2 separate regions of the Homo sapiens genome follow, and region 2 is linked to region 1. A link is an interaction called in ENCODE POLR2A ChIA-PET data of the cell type or tissue named here. Cell type or tissue: HepG2. All regions are shown on one strand. Links, peaks and the distances in the headings refer to the core of each region. The heading gives the core; the rest is flanking DNA.

Region 1 (5,000 bases), core at 1-5,000:
CCAGTATGGAAGGTGGTCATGACGGGAGACTGTAGCATGCTTTCTCCATTCAGATTTTTCCCAACGTAAAAATAAATACAGAAGTGTAGCTCTTATTAAGACTTTTCAGTACTATATTTAAAGTTGATACCCACAGAGCATGGTTTTGATCAAGTATATCTGGGCACTATTTATATATATCAGGAATTTTTATTTTTTAGAGACAGTGTCTTGCTCTGTCACCCAGGCTGGAGTGCAGTGGTATCATCGAAACTCATTGTGGCTTTGAACTCCTTGGCTCAAGCAATCCTCTTGCCTCAGCCTCCCAAGTAGTTAGGACTACAGGTGCACGCCACCACGCTCGGCTAATTTTTTTTTTTTTTTTGTGGAGACAGAGTCTCGCTCTGTTGCCCAGGCTAGTCTCAAATTCCTGGGCTTAAGTGATCCTCCTGCCTTGGCCTCTCAAAGTGCTGGCGTTACAGGGGTGAGCCACTACACCAGGCCAGACATTTTTAACTGTAATGTTATGTCTCAGAAATTCTTAACTTTTCTAAACTACAATACATTCATTCTGATTTTATACCAAGGCATACTGAGATATCATCAGGCCTTTCTTCCTCAAATCTAAGATTAGAAATAAAGTTGAAATACATAGGACATATTTCATATATAGTCATCTACAATATATAAATGTGAAGTATATTTAACTCATGGTGCTGTGAGCCTTACTTCTGCTGTGGGTCTCAACATGTTATTATGAAAATCTTCAACCATACAAAGAATTTTACAGGGAATAACCATATAACCATTAACTAGATTCTACAATTAACATCCTACTAAGTCTGCTTCCTTACATACATATCCTTATCCATCCTATAATCCATCTTTAAAAAAAAATGATTTTATGGTCACGTGTCTACACATGTGGTAAAATCACACAGGACTCAATACACACACATACAGAAATGTGCTTGTAAACCTGGTGAAATCGGAATAAAATCAGTGATTGTATTAATGTTATTTTCTGGTTGTGATATACTCTAGTTATGCAAGATACTACCATTCAGAGAAACTGGATGAGAGGTATACAAGCTGTTTCTGTTCTTTTTTTTTTTTTTGAGGCAGGGTCTGTCACCCAGGCTGGACAGCAGTGGCACAATCTCAGCTCACTGCAACCTCTGCCTCCTGGGTTCAAGTGATTCTCATGCCTCAGTCTCCCGAGTAGCTGGGATTACATGTGTGCACCACCATGACCAGCTAATTTTTATACTTTTAGGAGAGATGGGGTTTCACCGTGTGGGCCAGCGTAGTCTTAAACTCCTGACCTAAGTTGATCCACCTGCCTCTGCCTCCCAAAGTGCTAGGATTACAGTGGGATTTCAGGCATGAGCCACTGAGTGCCCAGCCTGTCTTTTTTTTTTTTTTTTAAGACAGTCTTGCTCTGTAGCCTGGAGCGCAATGGTGCGATCTTGGCTCACGGCAACCTCTGCCTCCCAGGCTTAAGCAATTCTTCTGCCTCAGCCTCCCAAGTAGCTGGGATTACAGGTGCCCGCCACCACACCCATCTAATTTTTTGTATTTTTAGCAGAGATGGGGTTTCATCATGTTGACCAGGCTGGTCTCCAACTCCTGACCTCAGGTGATCCACCCGCCTCAGCCTCCCAAAGTGCTGGGGTTACAGGTATGAGCCACTCTGCCTGGCCTGTCTCTGTTATTTCTTATAACTGCATGTGAATCTACAATTATCTCAAAATGAAAATTTTTTTAAAAAAGAAAAAAAAGTGGCCACATGAAGTAGCTCATGTCTGTAATCCCAGCACTTCAGGAGGCTGAGACAGGAAGATTGCTTGAAGCTGGGAGTTCAAGACCAGCCTGGGCAACATGGCAAGACCCTGTCTCCACTTTTTGAGACGGAGTCTGTCTCTGTCTCCCAGGCTGGAGTGCAGTGGCACGGTGTCAGCTCACTGCAAGCTCCGTCTCCCAGGTTCAGGACATTTTCCTGCCTCAGCCTCCCAAATAGCTGGGACTACAGGCACCTGCCACCACACCTGGCTAATTTTTTTGCATTTTTAGTAGAGACAGGGTTTCACTGTGTTAGCCAGGATGGTCTCGATCTCCTGACCTTGTGATCTGCCCGCCTCGGCCTCCCAAAGTGCTGGGATTATAGGCGCAAGCCACCGCGCCCGGCCCACAAAATTTTTTTTAAGAAATTAGCCAGATGTGGTGGTGCGCACTTGTAGTCCCAGCTACTTAAGAGGCTAAGGCAGGAGGATCCCCTGAGCCTGACAGTTTGAGGCTGCAGTCAACAATGATGGTGCCACTGCACTACATCCTAGGCAAAAAGAAATCAAAGTAAGTTTCTGACAGCTGATTGGGTTTTACCTTTTTGCCACACCTTATCCTTTGGAAGGGTGATGTTCAGGTGGAAGTGAGTGCAGTTAGGCTGATACTGGAACCCCAGGTAGAGTGTCATTAAAAGGGGACTGTCAGGATCTATGCTCACTATCAAGGATTTCTCCAAGGAAGTGACGTTCACTGTGATTGTAAGCTGATGTGTGCTCATGTTGAGGCTGGTGGGATGGGTTTCCAAGCTAACATTTCTCCAGAGCATGATCTAGAATAAGAGACAGTTAATCATTATAATGGTCCATCCATTGATGTCTTTCAAAATCCTTTATATTGATAAGGTAAGGAAACGTCCTAGCTCTTTTTTTTTTTTTTTTTTTTGAGATGGGGTCTTGCTATGTTGGCCACGTTGGTCTTGAACTCCTGGTCTCAAGCAATCCTCCCGCTTCAGTCTCTCAAAATGCTAGGATTATATGCATGAGCCACTGTGCCCAGCCAGGTCTTCCTCATTGGATGTTAGTAGCTAATACTGCTGGGGTTAAGGATAAGTACATAGTCCCAGACCTATAACACTTCTTATTCTTCTTATTTTTGAGACCAAGCATTACTCTGTCACCCAGGCTGGTGTGCAGCAGTGCGATCTCAGCTCACTGCAAACTCCACCTCCTGGATTCAAGCTATTCTCCTGCCTCAGCCTCCAGAGTAGCTGGGATAACAGCCACCCACTGCCATGCCAGTTAATTTTTGTATTTTTAGTAGAGATGGGGTTTCACTATGTTGGCCAGGCTGGTCTCGAACTCCTGACCTCAAGTGATCTGCCTGCCTCAGCCTCCCAAAGTGCTGGGATTACAGGCATGAGCCACTGCGCCCAGCCCTTTAAAACACTTTTTCTAAGGATAAGGTGTATCTCTTTGTAAAAGTTCCTAAGATGTTAATAACAAAACAATGGCACTGCCATCAATCTAACATAATTCCCTTTAAGTTGTTGCATCCTTCCATCCTGTTGCAGAATATCCCATTCTCTTCTATTTTATTCCCTAAGAATCAGTTCCTACCTCAATGTCCTCCATTAAATCATGGACTTGGAGCAATTTACGATTAGCGCTTAGTAACACACTTCCAATGCTTCCAACAATGTTTCTGTTGTCCAAATCCTTGAAGGGATTGAAAGCTAGTCCTGTTATCTAAAGACAAAGAGAAGCCCAGTTTTATCCATTGCTGAAATATTTTTAAGTGACCCCACTAGAAAGATATATCATATATACATATGTATATATGTGTGTGTGTGTGTGTGTGTATATATATATATATATATATATATACATACATACATACATACATACTTTTTTTTTTTTTTTGAGAAAGAGTCACACTCTGTCAATCAGGATGGAGTGCAGTGGCACAACCTCAGCTCACTGCAATCTCCACCTCCCAGGTTCAAGCGATTCTCCTGCCTCAGCCTCCCAAGTAGCTGGGACTACAGGTGCACACCACCATGCCTGGCTAATTTTTGTATTTTTAGTAGAGACAGGGTTTCGCTATGTTGGCCACGCTGGTCTCGAACTCCTGGCTTCAAGTAATCCACCTGCCTCAGCCTCCCAAAGTGTTGAGATTACAGGCTTGAGCTATCATGCCCAGCCGGATATCATATATTAAATATTGGGATGTGCCCCCTACTAATACCGCAAATGAAATAACATTCCCCATTTATAACCTCTATGAGAAACAGTAAATTAAAGATGAATTATCGTTGGGATCCCCAGAATTATTATTTTTAATCTTTATATCTAGAGGATTCTATTTTACTAGGAAGTAACTGTTCTGCTCTTCAGGATAAGGCAACAATGCTACTTGTATTTGTCAGGTAACTGCTGAAAGGAATACAATATATTGATATGACTGGGTTGGTATACTGAGTCAATAATTATTTAGATAGTCTCAGCTTTTTGTAAATAGTGCAGAGGCTGGGCATGGTGGCTCACACCTGTAATCCCAGCACTACGGGAGGCTCAGGTGGGTGAATCACTTGAGGTCCGTAGTTTGAGACCAGTCTGGCCAAAATGGCGAAACCCCGCCTCTACTAAAAATACAAAAATTAGCCAGGCATGGTGGCCCATGCCTGTAATCCCAGCTACTTGGGAGGCTGAGGCAGGGGAATCGCTTGAACCTGGGAGGCAGAGGTTGCAGTGAGCCGAGATCACGCCACTGCACTCCAGCCTGGGTGACAGATTGAGACTCCATCTCAACAAAACAAAACAAAACAAAACAAGACAAAACAAAACAAAACAAAACAAGAAAACAAAAAACACAACAACAAAAAACAAACTGCAGAGTTGAAATCAATTCAAATTACAACACAAATTTAGTTAAATCCAGAAATCTGTTTAATGTTCCCAACTTCTACAGTGGATCATTTTTAAGAGGCCTCTATCCCTGCCAGTGTAAAATAAAAATGAATGCTACATAAACTCTCTCATCTGATCTGGTCTGTTCAGTTTACATTTCATGATACATTACTTTCACCCAAATGCCTACATGGCCATCAGATCCCATTTTCATTCTGATCACAATCAATTTCACACTCACTTGGACATTAACTCCTGGATGTTTATTCAAGAGCTCCTTCAAAGCTAAAGCCGACGGAAAGCCTAGCCTCACAGGGGCTGGGTGACCCA
Region 2 (9,657 bases), core at 2,852-7,851, 65 kb after region 1:
CTCTGCCTCCCGAGTTCCAGCGATTCTCCCACCTCAGCCTCCAGAGTAGCTAGGATTACAGGCGCTCACCACCACGCCCAGCTAATTTTTTGTATTTTTAGTAGAGATGGGGTTTCACCATGTTGGCCAGGCTGGTCTCCAACTCCTGACCTGAAGTGATCCGCCACCTCGGCCTCCCAAAGTGCTGGGATTACAGGTGTGAGCCACCGTGCCCAGCCTCAACAGCAACTTTTAAAAAGATAAATATTGGCCAGGCATGGTGGCTCACACCTGTAATCCCAGCACTTTGAGAGGCTGAGGTGGGCAGATTACTTGAGGCCAGAATTTTGAGACCAGCCTGGGCAACATGGCGAAACCCCATCTCTACTAAAAATACAAAAATTAGCCGGGCATGGTGGTGTGCACCTATATCTAGTCCCAGCAACTCGGGAGGCTGCGGTAGGAGAATCATTTGAACCTGAGAGGTGGAGGTTGCAGTGAGCCAAGATGGCGCCACTTCACTCCAGCCTGAGCGACAGAGCAAGACTCTGTCTCAAAAAAAATAAAAGGATGCAGGCTGGGCGCAGTGGCTCAAGCCTGTAATCCCAGCACTTTGGGAGGCCAAGGCGGGAGGACTGCTTGAGCTTAGGAGTTCGAGGCCAGCCTGGGCAACATGGCGAAAACCCATCTCTACAAAATATACAAAAATTAGCTGCGCATGGTGGTGCACGCCTGTAATCCCAGCTACTCGGGAGGCTGAGGCAGGAGAATCACTTGAACCCAGGGGGCAGAAGTTTGCAGTGAGCCGAGATTAGGCCATTGCACTCCATCCTGGGCAACAAGAGCAAGACTCTGTCTCAAAAAAAAAAAAAAAAAAAGGATGCATGTTATGTGCCCATCAGATTATGTACTTATTAGCTGTGGGTGATCATGTAAATTTTGTGTGCCTCAGTTTCCCAATGTGTAAAATGGGAATAAGGACAGCACCGATCTCAGAGGGTTACTACACGGATTAAATGTGAAGTGCTTAGAATAGTGCTTAGCATATTCTAAATTTCTAATAAATGTTAGCTATTATTTTTATATTTCTGATTATCACAAATGGGTCCTGAAAATAGATATTAGTATACCCATAGTTACAGATAAAACAAAGGCTTTGAGAGATTAAATAACTTCCCTAAACCATACGGCCAGGATTCAATAGAACTGGAGCCCCCAGGGTATGAACATCTCCTCCCGATGCAAGCTGTTGGCAGGAAGTGTAGGTGAACCTCTCCATAGGGCTGCTTGAGTGTTCTCACAACATGGCATCCAGCTCCTCCAGCGTGAGTGATCTAAGAGGGAGCAAGGTGGAAGCTACAGTGCCTTTATGACCTAGTCTTGGAAGTCACACATCATTACTTATGCCACATTCATTCTAATTTTATTTATGGAGACAGGGTCTTGCTCTGTCACCCAGGCTGGAGTGCAACGGCATGATCACGGCTCACCGCAACCTCCCAGGCTCAAGCAATCCTCCCACCTCAGCCTCCTGAGTAGCTGGGACTACAGGCACGTGCCACTAGGGCTCCCTAAGTTTTGTATTTTTTGTAGAGATTGGATCTTACTATGTTGCCCAGGCTGGTCTCGAACTCCTGGGTTCCAGTGATCCTCCAGTCTTGGCCTTCCAAAGTGCTAGGATTACAAGCATGAGCTACTGTGCCCAGCCTCATTCTACACATTGGAATAGAGTTGCTAGTTTAAGCAAAACTAAAACAAAAGGATGCCCAGTTAAATTTGAATTTGAGATAAACAATGAATACACTTTTAGTATAAGTCTATCGTCTATCCCATGCAGTATTCAGGACATACTTATTCTAAAATTTATTTGTTGTTTATCTGAACTCAAATTTCATTGGGTATCATATATTTTCTCTGGCAACCCTATGTTAGAAGCAAGTCATTTAGTCCAGCCCACCACTCAAGGGAAGGGCTTCCACTTTTGAAGGGAGGAATGTCCAATAATTTGTGGAGATATTTTTCAGCCACCACAAGCAGGGTTTTGGAAAAGTTCACCTGGTTCTGGGGTCTGTGGATAATTGTATGCGAGCCTAACAGGATGAAGCAGTAGTTCAGGGACAAGAAGGTTTTCTTCCAAATGGTCTTGCACATTTTCCAGAAATCACACACATTATCTTATTTGAGCCTCAGACAGCTCTGTGGAGTAGGTGAGGGTGGCAATTACAATCCCCATTTTACAGGCGAGGAAACAGATTAAGCACCTGCTCCAAGGTGATATGGGCAGAAATGGTGGAGGGGACAACAAATTCCCCTAATCTCAAGTCTGGCATTTGTTCTACTCCACCCAGTCATGTCCTGACAGAGTACTGATGTCTCCACTATATAAGATGTCTTAGATTCATTTTCTGTCTTCTGCCATGTTGTTATCTCACATAAGTGATGGGATTTGTGGATCCTCGCAGCAGTGCTGGGTGATGACAGAAGACTATTGGAGAAGCTGCGGCTGGAGGGCAGCTTTCTCTCCCCACATCCACAAGCTCTGAGATCCATCTTGGCTGAGACCATGGGCTTCAACCCACTCCTCAGACCCTTTGTGTTGACTGGTTCCAGAATACTGCCAGGAACCTCACTCATTTTCACCAGGAGGCCATCGGCCTCACATGAGAAAGCTGAGGAACAGTCAGCCCAAATAGATAATTACCCTCCTGTAATTTGTATTATAAGGAATTTTAGGCTGGGCATGGTGGCTCATGCCTGTAATCTCAGCACTTAGGGAGGCCAAGATGGGCTGATCACTTGAGGCCAGGAGTTCTAGACCAGTCTAGGCAACATGGGGAACCCTGTCTCTACTAAAAAAACAAATAACAGCCAAGCATGGTGGTGTATGTCTGTAGTCCCAGCTACTCAGGAGTCTGAGGCAGGAGAATTGCTTGAACCTGGGAGGCAGAGGCTACACTGAGCCAGGATTGTGCCACTGCACTCCAGCCTGGGTGACAGAGCAAGACTCTGTCTCAAAAAAAAGAAAATTTAGATATACAGAAAATCAGAAAGAATAGTATAATAGATATCCATACTCCTTCCACCTACACTCAGTAATTCTTACTATCTTTTCCCTGTTGGCTCTGCCAATCTTTTAACCTATTTTTATTGTGTATTTTGATTCACTCCTAAGTACTTTGTAACCTGCATTATCTAAGTACATGCTCCTATGTAACCATAAGTCTATAATCACACATAAGAGAATTAACCATGATTTGCTAATATCATCTAACACTGAGTTCGTGTTCAAATTTCTCCTGTTGTATCCAAAATATCTTCCATATCCAATCAACGCTCATCCATATGCCTCTTTAGTTTCTTTTATTTCTTTTATTTTATTTTATTTATTTTTATTTTTTGAGACGGAGTCTCGCTCTGTTGCCCAGGCTGGAGTGCAGTGGAGCGATCTCGGCTCACTGCAAGCTCCGCCTCCTGCGTTCACGCCACTCTTCTGCCTCAGCCTCCCGAGTAGCTGGGACTACAGGCGCCTGCCACTACGCCTGGCTAATTTTTTGTATTTTTTAGTAGAGATGGGGTTTCACTGTGTTAGCCAGGATGGTCTTGATCTCCTGACCTCATGATCCACCAGCCTTGGCCTCCCAGAGTGCTGGGATTACAGGCATGAGCCACTGTGCCCGGCCTATTTTTTTTTTTTTTTTTTGAGAGGGAGTCTCACTCTGTTGCCCAGGCTGGAGTGCAATGCGCAATCTCTGCTCACTGCAACCTCCACCTCCTGGGTTCAAGCGATTCTCCTGCCTCAGCTTCCCGAGTAGCTGGGATTACAGGCGGCTGCCACCACACCCAGCTAATTTTTTTTGTATTTTTAGTAGAGACAGGGTTTCACCATGCTGGCCAGCTGGTCTCAAACTCCTGACCTCAGGTGATCCGCCCACCTTGGCCTGCCAAAGTGCTGGGATTACAGGCATTGAGCCACCGCACCCAGCTAGTTTCTTTTAATCTAGAACAGTAACCTCTCATGAGATCAGTCCAGTTATCTTGTAGATGGCTGTTTTAGTCTATTCTCATGCTGCTAATAAAGACATACCTGAGACTGGGTAATTTATAAAGGAAAGAGGTTTAATTGACTCACAGTTCAGCATGGCTGGGGAGTTCTCAGGAAACTTACAATCATGGTGGAAGGGGGAAGCAAACATGTTCTTCTTCACATGGCGGCAGACTGAGAAGTGCAGAGTGAAGGTCGGGGGAAAGCCCCTTATAAAACCATCAGATCTCATGAGAACTCACTATCATGAGAACAGCATGAGGATAACTGCCCCCTGATTCAATTACCTTCCACCAGGTCCCTTCCATGACATGTGGGGATTATGGGAACTACAATTCAAGATAAGATTTTGGTGGGGACACAGCCAAACCATATCAATGGTTCCATGTTCTGGATTCCCAGCATAAAGACATTTCCTGATTTCCAGTATAGTTGGATGTGGTCCAGTGACCAAGTTCTATTCAATGACATATATATGAAAGTATTGTGTGAAGTTTCTGGAAAGTCTGCTGCTGCCTGGAATATGGGTATGATGGCTGGAGCTCTGGCATCCATTTTAGACCTAAGGATCAGGGTCATTCTGCAGGGATGATGGAGGCAAAAGCTGGAAACAGCTTAATGCTGACACTAATACCAGCTCTGTCTGCCTACTTCCCTACCTCTTTTACTTGAGAAAACAGAACCTTGTGTATGTGTGTGTGTGTGTGTAATTAAAAATTAAAAAAAAATTTTTTAGACGAGGTCTCACTTGCTCTGTCACCCAGGCTGGAGTACACTGGCATGATCATGGCTCACTGCAGCCTCAATCTCCTGGGCTCAAGTGATCCTCCCACCTCAGCCTCCAGAGCATCTGGGACTACAGGTGTGTGCCACCACACCTGGCTAATTTTTGTATTTTTTGTAGGCATGGGGTTTCACTCTGTTGCCCAGGCTGGGACCTTGTGTGCTTTAATCCCTGTTAAGTCACTTAGTCAAATTTAATCCTAGCTAATAAAGAAGACAGATTGAGGTCTACTATAGTTTTATATTTGCTTGGAAGAGATGTTATGTGCTTACTACTTGGCTAAAACATGTTTCAGGATTTCTCTTTTTCCTCCAGGTACAGACCTCCGGTCCCAACACACCATAAGAACATTCTGAGATGATAATGTTACCTACCCTCTAGTCTGGGCCACCTATGATGTTGAATGAGTCTTGGCAGCCAGGGAAAATTTCTGTAAGAGCCTTGTGGTTAGACACATAGGAAATAAAGTCACTGTGGCTTGTCACATGCAAGAGGACAGCAGGGGACAGGGCATAGCGCTGTGTGTGCAGGAACAGTGTGGGAATGATCTGGAATTTGTGAAATACCTGGGCAGCAATACAAGGACGAGGCTCCAAAGGGCAGGGCTTCAGGAGAGGAAATGGATAAACACTGCACTTCTTGCATTACTGCCAGCCACAAAGAGGTTTCCTGAGTGCTGAAAACCCCATCTGGAAAGTGTCCCATAGGAAACAAAAGGAGTTACAGTGTGTGAAGGTCACTTGGCTGCTGCACCACCTGCCACCCCATTAATCACTTGAGTTGGTGGGTACAGGAACAAAGCTGTGGGCAGAGGGTCAGAACACTTCCTGTCTGCCCCAGGCACATGGAAGACATTCTCCTGAGTAGTAACCTTGGCACTGCCTTGGCTATTTGAGAAGCTGGCCAGTTACGTATTTCAGTCACTGGGTATTTGAGAAGCTGGCCAGTCTTTTGAGCTTCAACCATTCTCACAGATGTTGAATTTGCAGTTCTTAATGGATCTAGTGACACCTTCCTACCTCAGTAGAGCAAAAAATGTGGATCCCAGGTCTGGGAACCTAAAAGAAATCACTCTGAGTAGGTTAGAATTTCACCTCTATCTGAGACCCTGACAGAATCATTTAAAAATAAAAACACATATATACAAATATCTATACACACATAGGTGTGTGTGTGTGAATAGGGTGGCCCACCTTCATGTTCTTTTACTCCCTTGTTCTTCCAGTCATTCACTGAGATGCTGAGTTTTCCAGCATCTCTCAGTCTCTCAGAAGAACCGCCTGCCAGCATCCAGTGGGTCACATCCTACGACAAGCCCAGCACCTCTTCAGTGGAAGGGGATTTGCTTTGCGGCTTGGCAAGTTTATGCAAGTCCCTGATTTCTTGCACTGACTGCTGAAAAGCAGAGCTCCATTTAAATTCCATTCCTTCTGAAGATCTGTCCTATGACCAGGGTGCATGGTTCAACTCCTCTCTGCATCTGGCTGGCACCCAGGGCACTCTTGCCCAAATGCTTTGTCAGGTAGTTTACTTGATCTGTTTCCTAACGTGCTTCCCAGCCATGGTCCACATGGTTTCAGACTGCTCCAGGGCCCCCAAGGCCAACACAGGGGTCATGCTTGGAGAAAACCTTCAATTCTTTGCAGCCTCAGGCTTCTCCAGCCTTGGGTGCCAGTGCTTTAAGGTCCTCCTTATCCTCTTTGCTGGGCATCACTGCCTCAGTCATGGTTTAAATCTGATACACAAGGTTCTTAATGGGCCTCCATAGCCATGTACAATTGACACCCTTAGCCTGGCTAATGTGGTTAGCTAGCAAGTTTGTTATCCCTTCCAGGTAAGAAATGCCTTAACCCAGTGAAAGATCTGTCTCCAGATGACCCTTAAAAGTGACTCTAATGGTGAGCCCTTGATGCTGATTATGTGAGGGAATCTTTTTTATTTTATTTTTGAGACAGGGTCTTGATCTGTTGCCCAGGCTGGAGTACAGTGGCGCAATCAGAGCTCACTGCAGCCTCTCCCAGGCTCAAGTGATCCTCCCCACTCAGTCCCCTGAGTAGCTGGAACTATAGGTGCATACCACTATGCCTGGCTAACTTCTTATTTTTTTATTTTTGTAGAGATGGATCTCCCTATGTTGCCCAGGCTCACCTTGAACTCTTGGCTTCAAGCAATCCTCCAGCATGTCCTCCCAAGTGCTGGGATTATAGGCATGAGCCACTGTGCCCAGCACATGTGAGGGAGTCTTGAGAATTCTGTGTAGTTTGTCATGTGGGAGAGGTAGCACCCCAGGGTGGTCAAGGGCTTGGCCTGGGTTTGAATCCTGGCTCCTCTCTTTGCTAGCTGTGTTACCTTGAACAAGTTCCTTATCCTCTCTGTGCCCCATTTATAAAAAACGGGATTATTAGATAATAAAAAGACCCAATGCTTATGGGCTGTTGAAGAATTAAATGAGTAAATACACAGAAAGCACATAGCACAGTGCCTGGCACACAGAACCCTCCCAATGTTACCTGTTATTACTAGGAGTTGACTGGCTTTTCTCCTAAAGTACCTGCAGGGCTGGTTCTGCGGACAGCTTTTATGCTTCTGAGGGCTGGATCTTCTCCACTGCAGACAGAAGATGACAATACAGGCATTACTTACTCGTGTTACAGTTTTTATTTCTGCCCCTATTCTGAACTCTTTGAAGGCAGAGGCTATGTTTATCCCCCATTCAATTCAACCAACCGGACTGAGCCTCTGTTGTATGCCAGGCATTGCTGGGCCATGGAGATAAGGGTGAATGAAAAAACACCGACTTGGTCCTACCTTGTTTCCTGGGACCCATCCCACAAACGTGGTAGGTTGAAGAAATTAAGGAAGGTTGATATGAATTCTTTTGAATATAGAGTCAGTTTTTACACTCGTACTAATATCCTCATGCCTTTGACATCTGACCAGTTTCATGCTGGGAAAGGCAGCATTTCTTTGTAAGTTTTGACAGGCTGTGTGGGTTTCCCACCTTGGTTGGCTGTCTTTGCTGACAGGAAGCTGGTCTGAGGATAATATTTGATTTAGCAGCCTGGATCTTGGAAGTTCCTCATTTACAAACTGTCAGGGATGATCCTACTTTTAAGAAGCTCTTAAAAAGCTTAAAATATCAATGTGTATGGTACAAAATATCAATATGTGTGTCTGCCAGTGGCTCAGTTTTGGAGAAGAGAATTGCTGACCGTAAGGCAGTGCAACTGGGAAGCAATGCCTATGTTCCAGGCACCGTGGGACCCTGTAGCCCCTGGTCCTGGTGACTGTGAAAAAAAGGAGAAATTCTAGAAATAGGTGTAATCATGTGAATGTCTTTGTTTAATTTTCTTATCAAGATAAACTGCAATTCTGAACAACATGTGCTGTTCTGAATTCAACAGTCCACTCTCCATTCTGTTTGAAGGTCATGTATACTCTTGTGAAAATCCAGGGTTCTCATTTCATGGCTACTGAGGTATTTATTCCTATACTATTTAAATCAATTAAAAAATATCATTTACAATAACATAAACATCAAATGCTTAAGAATAAATCTAATGAAAGAGGTGCCAGAGGTCTGTATCAATATGAACAAGGCATTAAAATTAAAGACAGCCTAAATAAATGAAGAGAGATGCTACGTGCATTACTCGAAAGACTCAACAGAGTCAAGATGTCAACTCTCCCCAAAGTGATCTGGAGATTCAATGTAATCCCAATAAAAATCCCATCAGGACATTTTGTGAGAATTGGAAAGTTGATTTTAAAATTTACATAAAATGGAAAAGACCTAGAATAGTCAAGACAAACTCTGAAAGAAAATAAAGTTGGAACACTTATAATACCAGATAGCAAGATTTAGTATAAAGTTCCCATTATTGGCCAGGTGTGGAGGCTCATGCCTGTAATGCCAGCACTTTAGGAAGCTGAGGTGGGTGGATCACTTGAGCCCAAGAGTTCAAGTCCAGCCTGGTCAACATGGCAAAACCACATCTCTACAACTACAACAACAACAAGTTGGCTGTGTGTGGTTGCGCATACCTGTAGTCTCAGTTACCTGTGAGGCTGAGGTGGGAGGATTGTTGGAGATCATTGTTGAGGCTGCAGATTGTGTCCCTGCACTCCTGCCTGGGGGACAGTGAGACCCTGTCTCAAAAAAAGTTCCCATTTGTGAACCCCCAAAATTTGAGACAGGTTTCGGTTAATTTAGAAAGCTTATTTTGCCAAGGTTGAGGACGCACACCCAACACAACCTCAGGAGGTCCTGATATATGTCCAAGGCGGTCAGAGCACAGTTTGGTTTTATACATTTTAGGGAGACCTGAGACATCAATCAACATACGTAAGATGAACACTGGTTCCGTCCGCAGAGGCGGGACAAGTCTCAAAGCCAGGAGGGGGCTTCCAGGTCATAGGTAGATAAGAGACAAATGGTTACATTCTTTTGAGGTTCTGATGAGCCTCTCCAAAAGAGGCAAAAGGATATGCATTTATCTCAGTGAGCAGAGGGGTGGCATTGAATAGAATGGGAGGCAGGTTTGCCCTAAGCAGTTCTCTGCTTCACTTTTCCCTTTAGCTTAGTGATTCTGGGGGTTTAAGATAGTTTCCTTTCACACATTATTATTATTATTATTATTATTATTATTTATTTTTTTATTTTTATTTTTTGAGACAGAATCTCGTTCTGTCGCCCAGGCTGGAGTGCAGTGGCGCGATCTCAGCTCACTGCAACTTCCGCCTTCCGGGTTCAAGCGATTCCCCTGCCTCAGCCTCCGAGTAGCTGGGACTACAGGCGCCCGCCACCATGCCCAGCTAATTTTTTGTACTTTAGTAGGGATGGGGTTTCACC

Evidence for each region. ChIA-PET counts read pairs that join two places held together with the same protein. Peaks named below come from ENCODE experiments on the same cell type or tissue, not always from the same donor. Only the 100,000 strongest peaks of a DNase experiment are listed, where the experiment ranks them.
Region 2: POLR2A ChIA-PET joins it to region 1 with 5 read pairs; 2 of 35 experiments call an interaction of 5 or more read pairs at or near these places.

Annotation. Positions count from the first base shown.
Region 1 is chr16:71,974,875-71,979,874 of GRCh38, forward strand. PKD1L3 (polycystin 1 like 3, transient receptor potential channel interacting) reads right to left here. Exons shown (of 30, transcript NM_181536.2): 9 at 4,912-5,000; 10 at 3,381-3,509; 11 at 2,362-2,593. Among named protein-coding and RNA genes, the nearest start is that of PKD1L3, 23 kb to the right of the region's middle. In HepG2, for the core only: no CTCF peak of the experiment used is centred there; no DNase peak of the experiment used is centred there; H3K4me3 peaks cover 1 bases.
Region 2 is chr16:72,036,946-72,046,602 of GRCh38, forward strand. No RefSeq gene overlaps it. Among named protein-coding and RNA genes, the nearest start is that of HP, 13 kb to the right of the region's middle. In HepG2, for the core only: no CTCF peak of the experiment used is centred there; DNase peaks (open chromatin) are centred at 5,396 and 6,286.